Regions from separate parts of the Homo sapiens genome. Here region 2 is linked to region 1. Evidence: chromatin loops called from intact Hi-C (ENCODE). Cell type or tissue: heart left ventricle. All regions are shown on one strand.

Region 1 (8,000 bases):
GAGAAAAGTTAGGGGCAAGGAGGATGACACCACAGAAGGATGCTGTAAGACCAGGCTCCTCTCTCTCCATAGCGTAAGCGCCTTTCCAGATGGCACTGTCTGCCACAGGTGTGTATGGTAAACATGGAAGTCAACTGAGTCCACTGGAAAAGGCCCTCTTTCTCTGCCTTCTGCGGATCCCTCCTCTGCCCTCACCCCCAACTGCTGCCAGTGCCAAGGAAATCAGTAATGATTAATTCACTCCTATATTCTACTATGCAAATAGGCTGTAAAAAGCAAATGAAAACAGTCTCTGCCAGGCCTGTCCGGAAGCTGAGCATTTGGGTGATATTTTTATACATCCAACAAATGCTACACCTTACACAAAGGAGACTGGAAAATAGGAACTTTTCTTCCAAAGATTTTCAGGCTAACGACCAATTAGAATTGGTTATTCACTTACAAATAAACTAGTTATGCAAATAAAACTGCCTAGATTTGAAAAAGCACTGCCTTATAATACAGTTTTGGAGGCATACATAAGTAAATGTCATAAGAGTGACCTTTTTAAATAAGAAGGTTCTCAACAGCGAATGAAAATGTTGTTCCAAAACTTCAAAGAATCCATTAACATGCATAAGTTTGGCCACAATAAGTTAAATTACCAAGAACTGACTGGTCTAACACAGAAGCTGCTAAAGGTATGAAATCCCCTCCTTGGGATTTCTTGCCAAAGTGGCCAAGAATCAGAAAAAGACAACAAGGAAGGAAAGGGGTTATCTAGAAGTATTCGGCATTTTTAAACTTGTGGCAAGACACGGAATTTATCTCAATAATTACAACAGCAACATAAAGAGGCAGCATGTTCTTAATTCACAAAAGATTCCAGATAGAACCTTGAGAACCACAGCCTTTAGAAGGAAAGCTGTAGTCTTAGGACAATTGGTTGAATTTGTGAATAAAAACAACCTCAGGGAATTGAGGCAAAGTACACGGGTGTTGGTATTCAAAAACCATCTGATTACCAGATTAAAGTTCAAGGAGATATAGATTTGAATTTAAAGATAGCAGATATTTAAGAAAACCAGACAGAAGCTATTTTCCTGCAGTTGTGTTTTCTGTAGAAAAGAGTGTCCAGGAAGAAAAACCATAAACAATTAAGGTATTACTCTTATATACATCAGCATGTTTAGGATAAATCTAGGAAATTATTTTCTTACTTTAGAGGTAAGAAAAGAGTTATAGTTGGCACATACATCAGTTGAGTTTTTAACATGGCTACAATCTCTTTTTAGAAATATTATAGACACAACATTTCTGACCAAATTTGTAGAATAAGTATAGTTTTACAAATAAACTGTACTTGAATCAGAGACAAATTTTTTCACTGTGTGTCATTAGCATTGGGTCCAGATTCATAAATGCCAAAACAGTTTAGGCTCCAATAGAGTACAGGTATCTGAAACGATACTTTTAGTACTTCTAGAGTAGGCCTTTAATTTTCTTTTCAGCTGTAAATTTACCTGCCAGGAAAAAACTGAATAGTTTCTTCCCGTTCTGTTCACTTCATCAAAGTCCAATAAAGGAATTAAATGAAGCGACAGTATTATATACTGTTACCTAGATCTTGACCTAGTAATTGATTTGATATCCTTCTTGTCGTCATCTAATTTCTTGTCCTCCGAAGATTTCGTGTCTTGCAGGTTCTCATCACCCTCGTCATCGGATTTGATCTCAGAGCTGCCAGAGGAGACACTCTGCCCCTGTAGTCCTGGTGGCATGCCTGCCGAAAAAGAGAAATCAGGTGACATGTACACCACAATCTCACTGCCTGCACACCAGATTGCAAGGCTGCCAGCAGACAATTCATACTGCTGAACTGTGATCCTTCTGTCACTTTTTTTTCCCCCTGCTATCTGTTGAAGTTTCAAAAAATGCACCTGCAGAAACAAGTTTTCCCTGCATTGGCTCTAAGGTTAAATTCTATTTTGCAATCTTTTGGAGTAGATGGTAATTTCACTGTCTACAAAACATCAACTTAATTGCAATGAAAATCATAATCATGAAAATCACACAGCCAATGTTCTGATTAAGAACCCAAGTAAATATCAGCTATTATATTGAGTTTCTTCCATATGCAATGATTTAATAGAAAAATGTCCTTAAAATATAATTCCCAGGGAGTATGCTAAATATGTGCAGTCAAGACTTCAATAGGTACCCTAATGATATTCTGAAATTAGGCTTCTCTTATTCTCAAGAAGTAATCAGCATTTTAAAATGGTACATATGGAAGGCAGTTTGCTACTCATTTTAGAAATTTCTAGCTTTATCATTGCTCAACTTTCCAAGTCACACTGCATTTTAAAACACGACCCTAATGTAGTAATTTTTTTAAAGGTAGAAGCATATCTGTCAAGTATTCCTCTTTATTTGTAATCTGTGTATTCTAGAACCTTGCCACTCAAACTTTGGTCCATGCGGCCTCATCATCTGTGAGCCCATTAGAAATGGACAATCCCAGACCTACAGAAGTGGAATCTGCATTTTAACAAGATGCTCAGGTTGTGCTTATGTGCAGTTTGAGAAGCACAGGTTTAGGACAAAGAGGGCAAAATCCAAAGCCTCCTGATAAGAAAGGTCCTGGCCAGTTGTGGTGGTTCACACCTGTAATCCCAGCACTTCGGGAGGCTGAGGCGGGTGCATCACTTGAGGTCAGGAATTCAAGACCAGCCTGGCTAATGTGGTGAAACCCTGTCTCTACTAAAAATACGAAAAATAGCCAGGCATGGTGATGCATGTCTGTAATCCTAGCTACCCCCTGGGAGGCTGAGGCAGGAGAATCGCTTGAACCTGGGAGGTGGAGGTTGCAGTGAGCTGAGATCGCACCACTGTACTCCAGCCTGGGCGACAGAGTGAGGCTCTGTCAAAAAAAAAAAAAAAAAAAGTCCATAAAATGATTATTATTCATAAAAAATGGGCAGACATACCCATACATATAATTGACACTCAGATCTGTACAATGTTGAACAGCTGAAAAAATGCCCACATGTATTCCTGTGGCAATGTTATCATTTTTATATTAAATGTGAAGGGACTGAGAAGATGTTATCTAAGCGACTCCTAGTCAGCTGGCCAGCAATAGCCCAACTTCCTGGGGTCATGAAAAGCCGCTCGTAATCACCGGTATGAGGCAATCATTAGAGGGCTAGATGACTCAAGAGCGAAAATCATGCAACCAAGCTCCATTTTTTAAATGCACCTATATTTCCTTCCATCTTAAACAACAAAAACAATTTCCTTCCTTCCTATTCATTTGGAAATATCATTTTCAGGCCACAACTAACCACATTAGAGGACCTGAATGAGAAAAATGTGGAAATAGCTAAAATAAAATTTCCTCTCATCAGTCTGTGGCCTCATTCCCTGCTGATATAGGACCAGGATTTCAGAGGATGTTTGAGGAAAACAGTCCCTGGAGAAACACAATTAGCGGGCGAAGTTCTAAATACTTTGCCATTTCCTTACCATTTTTGTGCCCAATTTGATTCCTGGGTTTCTGCCAGTGCTTCTTGAGGGATGAACACCAAGAGGCTGGGTATCAACACTGGTCCTATTGTGAAAGTGAGGTCAGAAGTGCCCTGGTGAGGCCAACCTACCTCTGTAAGGGTCCTGGGGTGGGTTCAGGTCAGGGGAAGTCGCAGACTGGACAGGAAGCTGTGGAACCGGAACCTGGTTTGGCAGAAGAGAATGGCTGCCTCTCAGGGCCACGCCATCTTCACGATGGGTCCCCACCTGAAAGGGCGAGAGGAACCAGAGAGGTGAGCAGGAACCGGAGGTGCGACAGCTATTTCCAGAGGCCAAGAGGACCTGATGAAGGCTGGCTTTTCAAAAACCATACTCCCAAACGCGTTTCACTAGAGGGCGCTGAAGGACCGCACATGCACCTATAGTTCCCGGCGAAAACACTTAACACTCAGTAAGATGCCGTGCTGTACATTCAGTGACAAATATGGCAGAGTAGCTCAGGCAGGTAAAACGTCAAATTGCCTCCCAGGGTGCTGCAGTGGAGCGCACTGATTCGTACCCATCTGTCTTCTATCATGTCCGCCAACAGATCTGACAATTATCTTAATGCCCATATGCTTAATTGTGAGCTTCTCAATTCCCCCATTGCTATCGGAAATCCTACAGGAATTTCAATTTGGCATTCGACTTTCATTTCAGGGGATAAGATTCTCAGGCCTGCCATTTTTTTTTTTCCATAATGCCAGCTAAGCCTCTGACAGCGGAAGCTACAGCAGTATGGGACACAGCCTCTGCTTGGTACAAATATAATAAAATGTCACCTGGCTTTCCAAAACTGGCAGCCCATTCCAAATTAATGTTTACTGTATTTCATCAGCTGCTGAGTTCCAAATCCAAAGGGGGATGGTTTCTGCCAATGCCACCACACCGGAAAATGTACCAATAAAGGTTTTATTAAACACACCAGTAATGCCATCATTGCCATGCAAGGAAGGATGTTTGGACATTTTTCCATTTTTTTCCTCACTATTCTGACCCTAGAAAGACACCATATTGTAAATACTCTTTATGCTTCCAAGAATAAAATTATAGAGTACAGCATGATTACTTCATTAAAAAAATACTGCTGAGCTTTTTATTAACTACTACTATCGACTCTGGGGTCCAGAGACATTGAACTTGTGGCACTGAGACAGCAACTGCCTACTTCATAGCACATGCCTTCAAGCGAAAACATGAAGCATTTGTCAACTAAGAGGACAATCAGTAGTTCACATTTTCTTTTCTATTTCCAAGTATTTTCTTAGCCTATGGTTAAGTGAGCATTTACACAGGACGGTGGGTCTAAAACACAAAAAATTAACCATACATTTATACTGCTATGAATCAGGTTTATTTTTTTTTCCAGTCAAAAATATGAAACCAGAAAGGAGAATCATCACTCTTGTGTTACCAATATATTTTAAAAGGGTATTTCCAAAGAATGCATCAACAATAAGTATCTGAACCAACAACAAATTCACAGGACCTAATAAGCACATGCTATTTAAAGGCAGCCATGTATTAAGTATCACCTATAATATTTTGCTTTTTACTGAAAATATATTTAAGTAATTGATCCTGAAGTATGCCATTTTTATATTCATGTGTGCATGTGTGTGTGTGTGTGTGTGTGTGTATGCACTCCAACTTTTTTTTAAATTTTGGGTGGAGATGATCACATAAATCATATTAATTGTTTGGATTCAAAATACAGCAAGAATAAGACAACACTTGAGGCTTATGAGCCTCAGGAAGTATAAATGAATGTTTCAGCAGAGAGATGTAGGAAGTCCAGCACTGCTCCCCGGTGCCTGTGTCGCAACACAGAACTTTCTGAATGGTGGTTATTTGGCCTCTGTGGGGTGCTTCAAATGTACTGAGACTGATATCTCCCAAAGAAGCCCATTCCATTTTTACCACAAATTGGCCTCTTTGTAGATTTCACTCACTGATTCTAGTTTCAGCTTCTAGAGCTCTGTGGCGTTAAGTACAAACCTTTTTTTTTTTTTAAACATATTCAACCCTGTTGCCTGCCACACCACTCCTTTCCTCTGTGACTGAAGTCTGCTCTCTTATAGGCAGACCACGCCCACCTGCTCCAGCAACCATTTGTAACTCACTCTCTTATATATTTTAATTTTTATTCAGAAGCATGATAGCTATTTTCCATTGAGGTTTTGATTTGCTATTTTTATATTCATGCATTAGAAAACGGATTCAATCAATGATTATCCTTTCAATCTAAGATGTCAACTTGTAAGCATGAATTTTTACAGGCCTTGATCAAATGGTGGCTCTTTATGTCTGTCAATCAATATAAACCTAAATAATTCTTCGTGCTGATTCATATTTATTTGTATTCCCAATGGATCTAATTTCTTGAATTTCTACAAAGGATGACTCTAAGTCAAAATCACTGAAGGTAACCACAGATTTGAGCATAGAGGAGAAGTGTACTCCTATTTCAGAATCATTAACACTCTCAAGATTTCTTTGCAAGCATCTGTGACATAACTTAAGAGTAATGTTTTGCTTTTTACTTAAAATATATTCAGTTACTGCTCCTGAAATTTTTTCCCTCTAGATCACATTGAGGTAAGTTCTCAAAAGAGAAAAAGAGAACCCATGCAATCGTACATGACAACTGGTATGTAATAGGTACATAATAACTGCAGACAGAATCATGTGTTTTGACTGAAAATACTTGCATGTTATATAGAAATAATAGCCTGTGTAGTTCAAGAACCCCCTCAAAACTCAAGCTATCTTCAGTTACGGTGATCTTTGTCTCTATTTTGTTAAAATCCATTTAATTTTAAATCTTTCCCCTATACAATGACTGTAAACTCTTAAATATTATAAATATATCTGAGGATATAGTTGTTCCAACTACATTTTTGTTTGGATTTTAGGCCCATATGTTACCTAACTCCATCTATTTTCTATAGATCATCTTAAATAATATCAATCATTTTCCATAAAGAATGTTAGAGACAAAGTTGTTCTGACTTTTTTTTTTTTTTTTTTTGGAGACAGAGTCTTGCTCTGTCACCCAGGCTGGAGTGCAGGGGTGCAATCTCCGTTCACTGCAACCTCTGCCTCCCAGGTTCAAGCAATTCTCCTGTTTCAGCCTCCCAAGTAACTGGAATTACAGGCGCCCACCACCACGCCGGCTAATTTGTCGTGATGTTTTAAGACTCCCCTTGTGTCTATTCCAGGTCATGTGAATGCCCTCTGATAGGTCCAGAGCCATGTAATAATGAGCTTGATTCTCCAGGATAGGATCAACTCCATTGCCTGTGGCTGTGGAAGAGTATTCCAATTTGAATAATTGGCTTGGCTTTGCTTGTTTCCTTGGCCACAGATGGCATATTCTAACCCTGTTTTCTTCTCTTTCAGAAACATTATTTCTGGTCACATAAGAGACAAGGGAAGAAACACAGTGGACTGTCGGCACAAATCCATCGCTAGAATAACACAGAAATAGATGGAGAAACTCACACTGTTCTCTGTATATACAAGGGTCAGGGATTTGCCCACTGGCATTAAGGCGGCCCATTCATAGAATGACCCATGTCTGCTTCAAAATGAGCTGGGGCATCCAATGATCTTGGCATTCTGAACTTAAATACGTCATAATGTGACTAGGAGAAAGGAGATTCCCACAAGTCAATTCTAAGCATGACATTTCGTCCCTATTTTTAGAAAATCCATACTTCGTTAAAGCTCTATTTTGATAACCTTTTCATAGAGATAACAATAGTCTAAAGTTAAAAGCCAGCTTATGAAAATTTTATTAATACTCATTGTAAATGTGAATCTTCCCATAGTCACGTATAATGCAGTTTTAGTGATATCTATGCTAAAAATAGAAGATAGAAGTGAAATTTAAAAATTATTCAATGATTATTCATTGATTGATCAGAGAATGCATTTACTAATTTAACAAACATTTTCTAATCTAGCTCATGCCTGTCACTTTGGGAGACACTGGGGATAGAATGAGAAATAACTCAGATGTGGTCCTGGTTTTTGTGGAACTCATAATGATTCTTGGGGGGATTTTTGTATGCTGATCAATTTAGTGGGGTAGTTTTAATAGTAAGGAAGAGAAACCTATTTGAGTTTGTTCAAATAAAAGATTTATCATAAATAGTTTTCTGTAGCTTAGGTTTTGGACTCAGAGAGCTCTTGGGAACCGAATGCCACTCCTCGCCTCTGCTGGGCTATTCAGCCTCTCTCCTCTCTCTGGGGGGACCTCTGCTTCTCTCTGGCTTCTGCCCTCTCATGATGACAGATTGGACTCTTTCTTCATGATACCTCTTGGTGCATTCTTTCTGGTTCTGTACCTCCTGCTAATTTCCTCTTTGTCTTTGTATTTCTAAGCTCAGAATGCCAAGATCACTGGATGGCCCAGCTCATTTTGAAGCAGACATAGGTCATACTATGAA
Region 2 (8,000 bases), 850 kb after region 1:
TTAAAATGATGAGCAAGTCAGGGAATATTTTCAGATCTGAGAGAAAACTAGTAACAATTACTCTGATCATTGAATTATTCACATGGTCTAATTTTATGTTTTTGGAACACGTCGCTCAAACTATGATCTTCAGTTTTGTCTTCTGAGAGATAAGAATAATAATACCTACTCAAAGGGCAGTTGTGATGATAGATCAGCTATTATACATGAAATTTCATGATAAATTACAAAATAGTATCTAAATATAAAGAGTTGCTGTGAATGTTATTCTTCCCTCCTTTAATTCTTTCTTTTAGTTTTATTTTATACTAGACAAATTTCCTGCATGGTCTGTCTCCTCTGTCATTGTCCACAGGACTCAGAAGCTGTAGGAATATTCAGGCACAGACACCAGACCCAGCTTCATCTCTAACTTGTGGCAAAGGACAGTACATCCTGGGATGGGACCCTATGCTCCCCTATGCCATTTAGACAGAGCCTGGGGAGAGTGACTTCCCAGGGTATCCATGTTGGAATCTCTCATTTGATTCTTATTCAAATGTAAGTCATTCTCCGAGGCCCATATAAAGTCAACCTCATCCTTGAAGCTTTGGGTTTTATTTCTTTAATGTGCTTTGTGTATACATTAATACTTAAAATTGAAATCTGGACAAAAGAAACTGTGTCTCTCGTAATGTAGTGATTCACATATAATAGGTTCTTGGTACTTACTGAATGACGAATGATTGAATCAATTAGCAGATGGATGGATGGATGGACGGATGGATAGATATGTTGTCATCATTCTGTTCATCCAGCTGTCTCAGCATGGCTAAAATTTACCTGCATGTCAGGAGCCTGATATTTCCCTTTTCTTCACTATCCAAATGAAATGGCTCAAGCCTCTACCCATGTCCTCCACACTCTTCCTGAAACCTTTGAGCATTCCCAAGGGAAGGCTGTTGTTCTCCAGGGTCAGTCATTGGGCAGCCTGCCCTAAATTATCTATCTCAGCTCCCATAACCAACATCCTCTTTCTACACTACTTTGACCCAGACTTAAGCACTGCTCTACTCTCTCCCAACACTCAACACATCTCTGGGCAGATCTTAACTAAAGCTTTAAAGATAGAAGTGAATGGTTTCAGCACAGCTCAGAATAGGAAACATTGACAACTGAATATTAATCACCACTACTCTTAAAAGCCCCTCAGTTATCCACTCCACCTGGATGTCTGCATGGCTGTCTTTTCTTTCTAGGCTTCTTGCCAGCCTCTTGCCAAGTTGCTCAGCCCTCTCCAACCACCAGTGAGGCATCAGTGACCAGTTCCCAAAGTCCAGTTAACTTTTTATGTAGTGCAGCTTAGCTCTCTCTCTCTCTCTTTTTTCATCCTATCTTTTAAGATAGCAGGGGCATCGTTTACAAAAAAAAAAAAAAAAAAAAAAAAAAAAGCATATCAGAATATTTTCCTAAACAAAAAGCTATCTCCTCTGAGATCAATATTTTCACTTCTCTGCCAGGCAAAAGTAATGGAAAGTCAGTGTTTTGTTTGAAATAGTAAATATTTCCTGAATTTGTCATTTTTAAAGTTTTTTTCACTTGAGATTTCCAGAATCATGGAAGTTAAACTTATCTCCTCAGTAGCCTTCTCTCTGGTAATAGAATACCCTCAGGACTATTCATTCCATCTACTTCCAGAAGCCATCACCAAAAATTAACTTCTCACCTTCTCGGAATGCCACATTTTAATGAACATTAACAATGGCATAACGTTTGTTCCGTCTTAAACATATTCAGTAACTTATTAATGCATACCGGACACTTGAGTGCAGACTTTTTTTCACATCATAAACATTGATTATAAGAAAAGCTTGAATTATCACCAAACTTTGAGCTTACCAGTTAGTCTCCATCTGTTATTGTTATTTAGGCTTTAGGACAAGAAGTTCAGCAATGTATATGTTGGGTCTACCAAGTCTTCAATCTTAAACTGCTTATTTTTTCCTCATTTTCTGCTTTCTAGATGATCCAGCTCCTCCATTGTCTTTCATGTGAAGTTTTGTCTTGTAACTAATCCCACAGCCCTTTTTCCTTGAAATTGAATGCCCTATCTGCCTATATGCAGTTACTACCATTCTACTCCAGATTTTACAATGCCTCTGCTATGTGATATCCTGGCTCCACAAACAAATTATACAATTTTTATTGGTGGGAGGCAAGTCTCACATTTATTTATGAATCCATCCTGGTGCCTACCCCTGTGCTAAGCACCATAGAAAATACTCAGCAAACACTGTTGAACATTTAAATAAAATAAAGAATTGCTAAAAGTCTTTTTACCATGTAAGAGTTCAATATAGAAGCTTAAAGCAGGAAGAAACTTAGACCTCCCTCTTATGCCAAGTAGAGAATTTGATTAACTTGGTCATTAGTCAATGAATATTGAGCTCTATTGGCAAACAGCTGTCTGTTAAGCACTATGGGAGACACATATGGTAGATAAAGCAAGTTCTTGCTCTCATGAAAGTTAAGATTTCTATTAAACATTTTCCTTTTGCTTCATTGAAAAGACATTTAATTTGTCATACATTTATAAGATATGGGTCAGGAAACACCAACACATTTAAACTCAGGTAACTATATGGTAAACAAAGGTGGAAAAAAGAGGTAGCTTCCATTGAAACATCTAATAATTACTAGCTCTTTCAAGGCTAAAAACAGTTTGTCTCCATGAAGTCACTTTAATCTAGTCCAATTGTTAGACAAAAACATTTTACAATGCAGACATTTTTGGAAGGCAATTGACCATGTATAAAAAACATCTGTATTTTTCAAGCAAGATAGTGGAGTGTTAAATTTTCTGTTGAGGTCAGCTCTCCAGCAGTGTATTTGATGATTTCATTGACATCCTGCTGCAGTTTCTTTTAAGGACTGGTAATTTGAAGTTTTTGGTTTCTCTTTTTAAATTTTCATCACTTCTGTTAGAGACAAAAATATGGGTTCCCCTTACAAGTGATTGTTTAAAAATGTGAAAGTCAAACAAACAATTAGTGTCCTACCAGATTGTCAATACTAATGGTTATGAGAATTGGAATGGTGACCCCAGGACAAGCAGTCTTTTTGGAAACATTTGCAGTGATGGCCTGGAAAATGTGAGGTTAAGAGAATATGAGAGGTAATCTTCTATGGCAGGAGAGCCTGCTTGGAATCTTCCTAAAAAAATAAGCAAAATCAAAGGCCAATCCTGTAAAATTTCCAAAACCCTTCACTGGAGTGGAATATTGCAATCATGAAGAAAGTCGCAGTAGAGAAAAAAAACAAACAAACATAAAGCATCAAATCTTATCCAACTTTTTGACAGCTAATCACAGCCATGTTAAATGTTACTGGGACTAAGAGCTTGAATGGTGTCATTAATGTTTTGGCCTATGAAATGTTGGCAGATAATTTATGTATTTCATGTGTAATGAAGCAAACCATCATACCACCCTACCTAAGGACGTTCTTCTATGAAATCACCTAAGAATTAGATGCAGACGACGCCAAGGCTTTCTGGATACTGGCAGAATCAAGTTTTTTTCTATGCAATGTCTGTCCTCCCAGTCTTGCCCCACAGTAAACACTTCAGCCTCACTTAGGTATAAGCCAGTCAGGGTTAATCCAACTATCCCAAGGAGGGCACAGTAAAAAAATGCCTCATTTGCCAACTTCTGCCCTCATTTGGTTTATTTTGAGCACTTCATTAAAAATAAAATGTATTATCACCTCTTCATTTATCTTCCCTATCCAGAAGGTTTGGCTGAAAGATTGATCTGATTCCAGATACTAAGGAAGTATCACTTTGCAGCCAATCACTCTGGGTTTTCTGGTATCCTAACCCAATGCTTTTAATAGAGATGTGTTTTCCAATGCAGACTCTCCAAATGCTATTTCCTACCAGTGTGCAGAGAGAGGCAATGCTGACAATATTTCTACTCATCTTTTAAGTTACTGGAAGGTGATTCTATAGCATATGGCTGTTAAGTTTAACAAAAGTAGGGGGAGGAGGAGAAAGGCCTGGCCATGAACATTCAGGAAGCTGGACCAGCGCCACCTGAAGGAGCCAGGAGGCCAGGAGGCCGGATGTGCACAGATCCCTGGGAGGAAAAAGAAGCCAGAACAGCTTAAATGGTCAAAGAATCAAATGTAAAGTGAGCTGCAAGGGTCAGATCTGGATGGAAGCCCAAATTCTGAGTCTCCGCATCCGTCCGGGGATAAACTTGGCTCCCAATCAGGGCTGACAATTAGGCCGTACAGTTAATATTTTTACAGCTGTTTTATTAATAACACATACAGTGCATCCAGCCAGGATTTGTTGGAGACACCTCAGGAAAACGAATGATGTAAATAACAGATGGATGTAGAATATCCCTACAAACAGGCATAAAGATATTCCCTTCTTGTTTAAAAAGAATTTAAATAGACAGATTGTAGATAAACAGGCAGACAGAAAGGGGGAGAGAGAGGATTTATGATATTTGAGGTGGTGGTTGCATGCGTTCACATGGCGAAAGACATGGACGTAAACATATACACTCTCTACATGGGAGGAGATGCTCAAAGCTTTGGCTTCTGGAAAAAAAAAATGTTTCATAGTGCAAGGGCTGAGCACCACAGCCTGGGGGCCCACAGAAGCAGGTATGCTGATGTGGCTCCTCAAATAGCTCCTCTGATACGTGGTTCAAGTCCGGAGACAACTTGCATGGCTTGTCCAGGCATGCCTGAGCCCAGCCTTGACCCCCAGGCTGTCCTGGGGCATCCTTTCCTCTTTCTCCTTGTCAATATGCCATTTGAAGACCCAGTGCACTCTTTTCAATTTTGCATCAGAACTAGGAGCAGTGGTATTTCAATCTGAAAAGAGAAATTAAAAATTCAGGATCTTCATGTCTTTTGTTTTCACTCCTACTATTTTTTTTTTTTGTACTGCTTTTTCATGTGCCTGCTGCACTGTGCTCCTACCATACTTTGCAACCAGATGGCTCAGGAACGAAGAACAAAGGCCACTAAAAAGTGGGCGGGGAGAAAAGGAGAAAGAAGCAGAGGACTGAAAGTCAAGGCGAAATCAGAGATGGGAGCAAAGCTCAATTGCTTTAATCACTGATACATTTTGGTTGAATTATGAACCTAGAACAGACACTCTTCCCAGTGATCCTGTATGTGTGCTGTGTGTGCATTGTGGTGTGTGTGCCTGTACCACACGCAGCCACATCTCCAGTCTTTTATTTCACTGGTAGGCATTAAAGCCAGAATGTATTCTTTGATGTATCTCTGTGTTCCCTGACATGTGTCAAAAGTGGCATGAGATGTCTTTTTCCAGAGAGAGAATGGTTGAGCTCAGATCTGGGCACTGAGAATGAGCCCATCTGCCTGGGAAGAAAGTGTGGTTGATTCAGAAGGGCTCAGGAGTTGTATGACCTGCCATTTCACAGTGGGTGACCTCGGTCGAGTCACATCCCTTCTCTCCTTAGTTTCCTCCTCCAGAAATATCTACCCCAAGGGATGCTGGGAGTGTTAAATAGAATAACATGTTATAAACTGGGAAGCACTGTATGAAAAGATTGTGATTATTCTGGAGTATTGCAACTTCTTGCAAAATTTTACAAGTGGCTAAGAGTTGTCTTCGATGCTTTTCTGTGACCCTCCCGACTGTATTTCATGCTTTACTTAGACCCCCAACCAAGCTTGTCTCTCCAGATCATGCTGTACACTGTGAATCTTACCCATGGTTCCCAATTGAACTTACTGTTTGTGTATCATTGGAATTTTATTCAATTATAGAATGACCTAATTGTCATTTAGGCGATTAATTATTTTGCTCGTGAACCATAGAAAGGTTTAATTTTTAATCAGGAATTTCTGCAGTCCCAAAGCCTTCAAGCAAAAGGAATGACTATCTAATGGTGAAATTTCACATAGATCAATGGGACTCAATAACTTTAGAAAGAAAATATTTGTTTTACTTCTAGTCAAGAATACACACAGAAGCCTATTCTGACTCCTGATAAAGTTAAGCCAGCATCCATGCATTAAAGGGGGTATGAGCTAAGAAAGAAGAAAGACTTCATGTGGGGTTCATGAGCGCTTCTGCTGAAACCTTACTTGTACCTTTACATCCTCCAATTGAGCTGAAATTTTCTTCTCACTGCAGTGTGCATAGCTACACTCTTCTTTTCAGCCTCAGACAGTGTGGGGATACTTGTGAAAATGACACTGCTTGATATTTTCATTTTAAATGAAGCCACGTGTACAGATTATGCCTTCTCTGATACTCGTGAGGACTCTGGAAGACACTGAGGGAAATTTGATTTACAGATGAGTAAAATGAAATGCAAAGAGATAAAACGACCCCCTTATCTCCCCGGGCTAGGCAGGCTTTTGAAATGCACAATGCACCTTCCCCTAGTCAAGAGGAAGAGAAATGATTGGTCATCCTCCTTCACATGGAAATTCAGGCAAAAGACCTGCGCCCATCTGTACCAGAGGCCCAGTTACTAACTGATGCTCACAATCTCACGTGTTTGGCAGCAAATCATAAGAAAAATTAAAGACTTGGGAGTCAGCCTGTAAGTTTCAAATCTTGGCTCTCCTGCTAACTCTATGTTCTGAACCTCTCCAAGATTGCTTAATTTCCTCAGTCTTTGTAAAACAGCATCATGATTACCTAACACATAGGGTTGTTGGGAGTGTTCAATGAGATGATGCATGGAAAGCAATTGACACGGTGCCTGGAAACGTAGTAAGTGCTAAAAAATGTTACATGAGAGTATTATCATTACGGCTCAGTGAGCAGGTCCCTTCTATCTTTGGGAATCATAGAATATTAGAGCTGGACAGAAACTTAAGAGGGGTGTTTTTTAAGCCTCTTGACCAAAATCTTTATTAAGAAAAACACTTTATTGTATAACCTAGTACAGAAAAATATATTACTTGCCAGCAAAATGGAAAGTTAATGTTTTTCAGAAATTGTTAAAAACTGGGGCTTGTTTGTGATTGCTTCCGGCATTTACCTCTTTATATTTTTTTCATTTTTAAAAGTTAATAAGCATGTTATAGAGGAACAAAACAATTTCAATACACACACGTATTGAAACAGAAATTTCCTAAAACAAGGCCTATTTTCGCTACTTGTAATACACTCTGATATTTTCTCTTTGGTTGGATTCTGTTTTGTTTTCTTCTAAAATATTGGTATGACCCACTAAATTGTCTTTAAAACCTCTTAATGAGTCACTGCTAATGGTTTGACAAAGCATTTCTTTTCATAGATAAAAGGCTAAGGCTCAATGTGGTTTGTCCAATATCTCTTATATGACTAGGCGCAGAAGTTGGTCTTGGACCAAGGTCTCTGGGCTTCCAATCTTGAGAGACCTAGAGTCACTAAAGGGCACCAAGATGCAAGGACTTGCTTTTGATGCTTTTGTATCCTGAAAGTCTGGAGCAAGAGCTTCTCCGTGAATTCACTGCCACTCAGAACATCCCAACAGATGTGTGTGGGTCACTCTGACACACTTGAAAATTTCCCGAACCTTAAGAAAGATCTGTTTTCCTCACTGCATTGGCAACACAGTTGGAAAGTTACTTGAATGTTTTTCAAAAATTGTTTATAGATTTGAAAACTGTTTTGGATTTGTGATTGCTTCTGTTGTTTGCCTCTTTGTATCATCTCGTTTTTGAAAATTTAATAAACACTTTGCAGAGGAGCAAAATAATTGGTCACACACTTGTGGGTTCCCAGATTTGTTTTACATGTGTATGCAATACAGAGTAACTCAAAACATGTTCAAACCCAATGCATCAAATCATTTCTGATGCTGTGGTCAAGACCAAAGCAGAATGTGAGTGAGCATCCACGGCCCTAGACCACATCACTCACTGGGCCTCTGACCGCAGTGCTTAGGGGACAGATCCTAGCCCCATTGACGCATGTGGCACCATTACAGCCCACGGCTGAAAGCTGGCGTGAAAGGCTCCCTCTGAAAGCT

Evidence for each region. Hi-C counts contacts between places; a loop is a spot of excess contacts. Peaks named below come from ENCODE experiments on the same cell type or tissue, not always from the same donor. Only the 100,000 strongest peaks of a DNase experiment are listed, where the experiment ranks them.
Region 2: it touches region 1 in a loop (2.4-fold over the local background); 2 of 110 quality-filtered maps call a loop at or near these places.

Annotation. Positions count from the first base shown.
Region 1 is chr18:55,230,910-55,238,909 of GRCh38, forward strand. TCF4 (transcription factor 4) reads right to left here. Exons shown (of 20, transcript NM_001083962.2): 16 at 3,639-3,774; 17 at 1,600-1,762. Among named protein-coding and RNA genes, the nearest start is that of LINC01929, 110 kb to the left of the region's middle. RefSeq lists an enhancer at 3,749-4,043. In heart left ventricle, a CTCF peak has its summit at 3,900 (motif pointing right); a DNase peak (open chromatin) is centred at 3,892; H3K27ac peaks cover 1,948 bases.
Region 2 is chr18:56,079,082-56,087,081 of GRCh38, forward strand. All of the region lies in intron 3 of LINC03069 (long intergenic non-protein coding RNA 3069), which reads right to left. All of the region lies in intron 2 of LINC01905 (long intergenic non-protein coding RNA 1905), which reads left to right. LINC01539 (long intergenic non-protein coding RNA 1539) reads right to left here. Exons shown (of 9, transcript NR_040026.1): 8 at 6,124-6,308; 9 at 4,275-4,869. LOC124904363 (small nucleolar RNA SNORA73 family) reads right to left here and starts at 513; the gene lies at 313-513. In heart left ventricle, a CTCF peak has its summit at 4,075; a DNase peak (open chromatin) is centred at 4,090; H3K27ac peaks cover 2,250 bases.